3 separate regions of the Mus musculus genome follow, and regions 1 and 2 are each linked to region 3. The links are chromatin loops, found by intact Hi-C in ENCODE. Cell type or tissue: left cerebral cortex. All regions are shown on one strand. Region 1 holds the start of BC055402 (cDNA sequence BC055402). Region 2 has its middle 8.4 kb from the start of 9130024F11Rik. Region 3 has its middle 38 kb from the start of 4930558J18Rik.

The links. Hi-C counts contacts between places; a loop is a spot of excess contacts. Peaks named below come from ENCODE experiments on the same cell type or tissue, not always from the same donor. Only the 100,000 strongest peaks of a DNase experiment are listed, where the experiment ranks them.
Region 1: it touches region 3 in a loop (2.0-fold over the local background); 5 of 42 quality-filtered maps call a loop at or near these places.
Region 2: a loop joins it to region 3, with 4 times the contacts of the local background. A loop is called at or near these places in 3 of 42 quality-filtered maps.

The regions. Positions count from the first base shown.
Region 1 is chr1:57,213,309-57,215,808 of GRCm38, forward strand. BC055402 (cDNA sequence BC055402) reads right to left here and starts at 1,688. Exons shown (of 7, transcript NR_037990.1): 1 at 1,512-1,688; 2 at 405-588. In left cerebral cortex, a CTCF peak has its summit at 1,126; DNase peaks (open chromatin) are centred at 508 and 1,177; H3K27ac peaks cover 177 bases.
Region 2 is chr1:56,978,591-56,981,090 of GRCm38, forward strand. It overlaps a transcript of Satb2 not described here. Among named protein-coding and RNA genes, the nearest start is that of 9130024F11Rik, 8.4 kb to the left of the region's middle. In left cerebral cortex, no CTCF peak of the experiment used is centred here; a DNase peak (open chromatin) is centred at 1,562; H3K4me3 peaks cover 2,386 bases; H3K27ac peaks cover 2,500 bases.
Region 3 is chr1:57,337,854-57,340,353 of GRCm38, forward strand. No RefSeq gene overlaps it. Among named protein-coding and RNA genes, the nearest start is that of 4930558J18Rik, 38 kb to the right of the region's middle. In left cerebral cortex, a CTCF peak has its summit at 1,497 (motif pointing left); a DNase peak (open chromatin) is centred at 1,477.

The DNA.
Region 1 (2,500 bases), 120 kb before region 3:
TGAGCCTGAGAATATGTCTTTTGAATTCTCCTGGACACAGAATCTTCATTGCAGGCTTGCTTGACATCTTTCCTATACCAGGTCAAATTGCATGGTAAATCCATACACGTGTCTGCCCAGGGGTCACAGAGGGAGGTCACAGAGCTGTCCACGACTCGGCAGCCCGGGTGATAACCGTGCTGTATGGCGTGTGCTGTGAGAGGCCTCAAGGCCTCCAGCTTGCCTGTGTTCACACTCACTGAGGTTTGTTTTTGTTTGGCTTTTCATCTGAGAGAAGAACGTTCTAATGAGTTCCACCACCACACTCCCACCCCCCCTCCCATCATTTCTTCCCATCGCTGAAACCCTCAGGGAGAATCTACTGTGTGTGACAAAGAAATATGTCTTTCCTCTGTGTTCCAGACCTTGGAAACCATCCAAGACCCCCTTTCCCCGGAGGCCAGCTCTCCTCCGTTATGATTTGCATTTCACCGCCATTCACTGAAGCCGGCGAGAAGTTGTCTCGGCAGAATGGTGCGAGCTAAAAGTGGGAATCGAGAAGCCTCCATTTTCCAGCGTGCTCTGAACAACATCTCTGCTGCCAGAAACCTAAAGCCAAATTCAATTTGAAATTTATACAGAAAAGAACATCCACACATTCAAATTCTCCTCCCCTTTCCCAAGACCTCCTCCTGACCTGGGAATGTCTATTTCATGTTTAATTTAATTCTAGATTGCTAATTAATATCTCTACCCCCTCCTGCCCCCACCCTTGCAATTTAATTTCACATTGTCTTCATTTTCTTAAACTCCTCTTCTCCATGAATTTTTAACTTGGAAAACAGAACAAAGCAGCTCTTGAAATGTAAGCAAGAATTTGAAAAAGAAAGAAGAAATTGGGTCAGAAAAAAAAAAACGGTCTTTTTTTTTTTAATTGATTCAGTTTAAACCATCTGAAAGTACTTCAAATATACTTCCCACAAGGAAAGAAAACCTTGTCACCCCTCCTGTATTTGGTCATCCTTATAAAGGCTATTGGAAGCTTGCGTGTAAGAAGGAATATTGAAGTTACTCAAGCAGCTGAGTTAGCACTGCACCCCAGTTCAAACTGATGTTAGCCAGAACTCACTCCCAAATTGAGCATGGGTTTTCCTGAGCTGTTACTGAAGGCTTCCCACAGGGAGACACTGGCACTGCAGAGGGAGCATCAGCTGCTTCCTGCTTCCTCCCCTGCACACCCACCTCTGGGAAATCAGCTGCAGCCTTCTCTCCTCACATCCGTGTCCAAGGAGCCCCAAGGAACAGTTGCTGTCTAAATACTGCCTGGGGAGTGGCACTTTAGCCCAGTGCAACCTTTATGCATCAAGTTCTCTAAACCTTCTCATATTTGCTGAAAGCCTTCATGTGTCCCAACACCAAGGAAAGTGGCTTGAAAGGCCAAAGGCCATGCAGCGTTAAGAGAATTTACCAGACTCCCCCCAGGAGTATGTTGTACCTCGTCTATGGTGGCCATCCTTCAATCCCCAGCTGACCTGGTATTTGGGTGAGCATGAAGGTCGAAAAAAAGGTCTCCTCTCTCTGCTGCTTCCAGAGCCCTCTGGTTTACAGGATAAGATCCAGACGTCTTTGCACAATGGAAAACTTATAAGAGCTGGGACCTGGCAGCCTTTCTCAGCCCTTCATTATCCCTCAGAAGTCACCCAGGTCCTTGTCCACTCAGAGTCTCCCTGGCTATATCAGTCCCTGCTTGTCCCTCCCTTTGAAAGGCTTCCTGGTTAACACTGGCTTCTTCATGAAGACTCAACTCAACTTTTCCTCCTAATTAAAGAGATTCTTTTGTCACGTGAGCCACACTTGGCTCTTCTCATGGTGACCTGATTTTCCTCAGCCAAGGCCTTCCTGCTTCCTGAGAGAAGACCTTACCGTTGTTTTCTCCCTGTAGCAGATGCATACTGGTGACAGATGTGTGTAAAGTACAACAGAGATAAGGGAATTGTGATAGCCAAGTCTAGAGGACCATTTTGCAGAGAGTTTATGACATCTTAGCAATCAACTTAGCCAGTTATCTGCCATCAATACCAGACTGTGGCATATCTGAACCATTATTCTTCCCCTCGGGTTATTTTTACTGAATGCAGAGCTCAGCCCAGCCGTGCCAGATGATTGTAGAACTTTGTAGAAACCAAGGGGCTGCCTTGCCTTCTCCCCAGCATCTGCCTACACCCCATCTCACTCTCATTCCTCATTTAAGAGTTCACAAATTATTCCAGCCAATTTAATAAAAAAAAAAATGTTCTGTGAGGTAAAAGGGTCATGGTGATTAATTTTGCTCTCTTAATGAGGAGAAAATTTCATTTTTTATTGTTAATAACACAATGCCACACTCCAGGTAAATTCTAAAGAAGAGGAGCTCGTGGTTTTTGTTCACAGTTAAGGGGTCACATATACTTAGCAGTGGCCTTCTGCCTGACAGAGTCCAGAAACAACACAGCATCAAAATGGTAAGAGATCTTGCCTAGAT
Region 2 (2,500 bases), 360 kb before region 3:
TTTACGAGGGGAACTTTTCCTTTTAGTATCAATAAAGCTTAGTAATTGGGTTTGTTGGTTACCTATGCTTCTCTCTCTCTCTCTCTCTCTCTCTCTCTCTCTCTCTCTCTCTCTCTCTCTCTCTCTCTCTCTCTCTCCTTCCCTCCCTCCCCTCTCTCCCGCTCTCCCTCTCTCCCTCTCTCCCACTCTTCTCCATGTTTTCAAAAACGGAGTGGCTACGTGGTGTGCATTTGTGTAGTGTGAGTGTGAATGTAAGGAAGGTGTTTGTTTTGTTCGTTTTCAAAGCACTTAGCATACAGAACAATCATGATTTGCGCTCAGGAGTGGAGAGTTTTGAGAGGTGAACAGTGGTTATTTCGGAAGAGAAAAAAAAAAAGCACAAGAAAAATAGAAGAGGAAACACTTTACCATTTTTGTGTCACAGTTTAAGAAAACGGCAATGTTTCCTTAATATTGCCTTTTAACTAATTTTCACTGTGTTCAGAATCGTAGATTTTAGTGATAATTTGGTTTTAATAAAAGTCTACTCCATAATACAATTTAAAATTTTATTTCTACTTCTATTTCGAGCATTTTTTTTGCAACAGTAGATATTTTCCTGTCCATGTATTAAGGTTTAATTTTTAGGATAGAGAAGATTGTTCCGTGTACAAGAATTGCTTATAGTCAATTAATTAGTGTCTTTACAGTAGTTTCAATCCATACAAAAATCTTGGAAAGTAAAAACAACTGGAGTGGTTTTCACTAAGCAAGTGGGCTTCTTGTTTGCTTTGTTTTTCTTCTTTTACACATGGAACTTAAAGACTGGACTTAAAAACAACTTGAAAATGTGTTATACTGAAATTTACCTGAAGTTAAAATCTGTTTCAAAGGCAGCACAGCTAGTATATACAGGTGTCATTTAAACGAAATGAAGAACATTTTTGCCTCAGTATTATTAATAGGAGCGGATACTAAGTGGTCAGAGAAAAAGAAATGAGATTGAGTTTTCCAGGGGGCAAAGTGTTGGCTTCTGAAGTTACCAGAAGCATACCCAAACCTGTGTGTGCATATCTCCCACGTTTTCACTATCCTGCGGAAACTTTTCCTTTTCACTGTTTGCTAGGAAATTGACAGGTTTTCCTTGTTCCTGTGGTTTTAGACCGGGAGACCTGAAGCCGGCTGAGGGTTGCCTCTGCCCAGTAATGTCCAGAGTTCAGAGATTAGAACTACCCCTCTTCACTTTCCAAGAGGAAAGAGGTATCTAGCTGACCTACTGGGCTCAGCCTCCTTCTCCAGAGGCCAGCAACATGGGGGAGGTGGCGGGAGGGGGGGGCTGACCCTTCACACTCTTTGAAGATTGCCCCAGCCACACTGATACTCAGGTACACTCAACAACACTAGCACATCTTGAAAAGATCTTGTGTACCTGTATCTCTTCTTCCTACCTTCAAAGAGGGTTACTGGCAAACAACTTTCCTTTCCATTGGCTCTCCATCAGGTTCCTGAAAACACTCATCACCTTCTTCTCCAGCAACCAGGACAGTGCAGTGCCTGTGTCCAAGGATCTCAGTGTGAGTCATCTTTGTTCTCTCTGCATTGGCCGGCCATTGTCAAGGAATGGAGTATTCTCCTGCTGGTGTGTGATTTTGAGGAAGTGCCAGGCAAAGTTGGAAGGACTAAGAAGAAAAGTACAGGGCCTAATGAGGGCAACCTGGAGCCTTAGTGCTAGGCACCTCTGTCTCCTCAACCTGCCCTCTAGGCTGTCCACTACTGGTCCCCTACTCTGCACTTGGGTCCCAGCAGTACTGCACTGAGAACCTGGCTGTCCTTCATAACTCCCTGTTATCCCGAGTTTTGGTTTCGGTTCATCTGTTTTCTGAGGATGCAGAAAATCCACTTTTATTCTTTTTTCTGGTTTTGCCTGCTTTGCGCTTTTTTTTTTTTTTTTTTTTTTTTTTTTTTTTAAGAGCATCGCTCTAGCCTGGTTTCGGCCAGACCCTCTGCCATTTCCCCAAGTTTTCTGTGCAAGAAGTGATGTGTCTGTTTATAGCAGGTTTAATTAAGACAGTTATGTGCCGTGAACTCTTTAGGCGCCAATCAATGCACTTTGATTTGGAAAGTCAAATAGAATCACGTCTTACAGTTGCAGCGCGGCTGGCCGCCCAGGCTCTTGAAAATACTGGCTGTCGTCCTACATCCCCTTCAGGGGACTTGCTCCAATTCCCGGCAGGACAAGCTGCTCTTTGAGTTCCTAGAGACCTCAAGTCAGGACTTTTGGGCCAGATCGAAACCTTCCGGGTTAGGAACGTGAAGGGCTCGATGCTCAGAGCGTTCCTGGTGGCCCGTGGCTGAGAAGCTGGCACCGGACTTCCGGGACCAGATTTGACTTCCCAAATGTTGGGGAGTTCTGTACCCCAAGGTCTTTTTACCCGGCAGCTTCCATCCTCCTCACAATGAATCTCGGTTCGTGCCTCTCTACTTTCCCCAAGTTATGCCTTCCTTCCCCTCAGCTCCGCTC
Region 3 (2,500 bases):
TTGTCCCTACTTCATAATTGTAATTTTGCTATGGTTATGAATCATAATGTGAGTATCTCATATGCAGCTAATATGTGACCCCTGTGAGAGAGTCTTTAACACCCCACCCCCACCGCCAAGGCGTTGGCTCCACAGGTTGAGGAACACTGCTCTAAGATGACTCAATCTCATGTCAAGGTGACACAAGACTAGGAGTACACCATGGTTTTTCCAACTCTTCTCTTGGATTTCATATCTTAACAGCACCAAATACTCACCAAATACCTTTGATGACTATGCACCCTTCTGTTGTCTGCTCAAAATTTCAGTCTATAGCTTCACTTCTACCCCATGTTTAAGCCCCAGCCTAAAGTCTTCTGAAATTCTACACTCTTCCCTGTGATTTCTTCTATGGCTTTCCTGTTCTCAGAATGTCTTACACTTAGGAATGAGGACCAATCACACCCTGTTACTAAATCATTTCATAAAGGACCATTCCTCCTGTCAGACTGAGTAAAATTGAGGCAATTTTTATCTTATTCTTAGTGTCTTGAGTCATGGTGACACTGAAAACTGGTTGCATGGGCAAATGATAAATTAGTAGACTAAAGAGAAGATAATGTAAGCATAAGAGAATATGTGGATGAGTAAATGAACCAACAAGGCAGTAGATGAATGTGTGACATCCCTCAGCCTTGTCTTTGCTTTTTAAAGCTTTGTTGTGTGTATGAGTATTTGCCTGTATGTATATCTCTATAACATGTATATGTATGTGTATGAGTATTTGCCTGTATGTATATCTCTATAACATGTATATGTTCCAGGAATCTGGGGGGGTCAGAAGAGGGTGTTGGAGCTCCTGGAGCTGAAAGTTTCTGTCGGTTGTGAGCCACCCTGTGGGTTCTGGAACCTGAACGAGGGCCTCTGCAAGAACAAGTGTTCTTAAATAATGAGCCATCTCTCCAGCCTCTAACTTTGTTTTATTAAAACACTGCTATGGGATAGTTCCTTATTAATATCAGCCGCTTCTCGATTACTACTCACTAAGCTGCAGCTCCTTCAGTCTCCCAGCTTCCTGCAACAATGAAAAAATATCCTCAGACATCAGTCAATATCCCCAGGGGCATGAGAACTCCTACAATAGACAGGAAGATGACCAGATGCCGAGATTCGGGAAGATAATGTGAATGAGAAACTTGTCTGCTTCAGTCCAGTAGTTTTTCCTTTATGATCTAGCCTTGCCAACATTCAAATTCAGTTCTTCATTTTCTCACAAAATAGTCTGAAAACATGAGGCCAAAACTAAAATTAAGCAAAGTATAATGGATCCGATATTTAAAAGTAGCATGGAGAGTGAAGATATGCCTGTTTATAAAAACTCACCTGGTTCACAATGCCCTTTAAAACCATGCATGTCTGTAGGCAGTTGTTACGTGATACTTATGTGACCCTGTCCAAATTTATTCCTAGCAGCTTTTAAAATTCTTTTCTAAATGCCACTTCCTAGCGCCATCTTGTGGATCTTACAGGAATTTGCTAATTTCTGATTAAAAGAACACTTTTTTTTTTCCTTCTTTTTTCCCAGAAAGTGAATAGAGGAGAATAGAGAACGTATGTTTTAAAAAACACAAATTTTGCTCCTGGAAATGTCCTTCTAAACTCCGAATTAGGGACACTGAGAAATTTGACCTGGAGTTTGGTGTTCAGTCAAAGTTCAGCATTTGGCTTGCAGTTCAGCTTTCCTTTGGCCTCAGGAAAGTCAAATAACCACATAGCTCCGTCGTTGTCATCACGTGACACTGTGTGAGTTATTGCTCCGTACATGAACGAAGCAAGGGTGCTCCGTCAGGGAAGGCCACCCTGATGTACTTTTTGATGCTTGAACAGTTGTTGTGGATACGCTGATATAACGGAGAACTAAAATTTCCTCCTCGTGTGCTAGAAATATTGGAAAAGCCCACAGAAGATTGAGAAACTTCATAATGTGAAGAGAACACAACCCCCTTGAACTGTTAAATTCATAAGTAGGGATGTAGACTGACAGCAGTGCTTCCCCGCGAAGACCAACATCCCATTGCTCTGACCACACGGCATTTTGTGTTATAAGGCTATTGGCTGTTTCTTCCATCTGTGTCATTGAAACAGCAGATATAGTCACTGAAAATGGCTACAGGATGATCTGGTTCTGTTTAAGTCTTACTGTCCCTGTAAGAAGACAGTCACAGCTGTGAGTAACTTGCTTTGGGACTTTGAGTTATCTAGGGATGTCCCTGGTTGGCCCAAAGTTGTATTATGGAAGGAACTTCAGACTGGACATCAAGGGGCCATCTCTGTCCCAGCCTTTCACCAAGCATGCACCATGGAACAAATGGCACTGCCTTTCTGCAGCTCAGTTCCTTTATCGTTAACAATATGGGGGTGAGGTGGACTCTAAGCTCTTATGGCTTAATGGGTTAAGATTCTATGAACCGTACTTTCAGGTAGGAGGAGCAGAGCTAAATTTCAGTATTTGAATTCTATA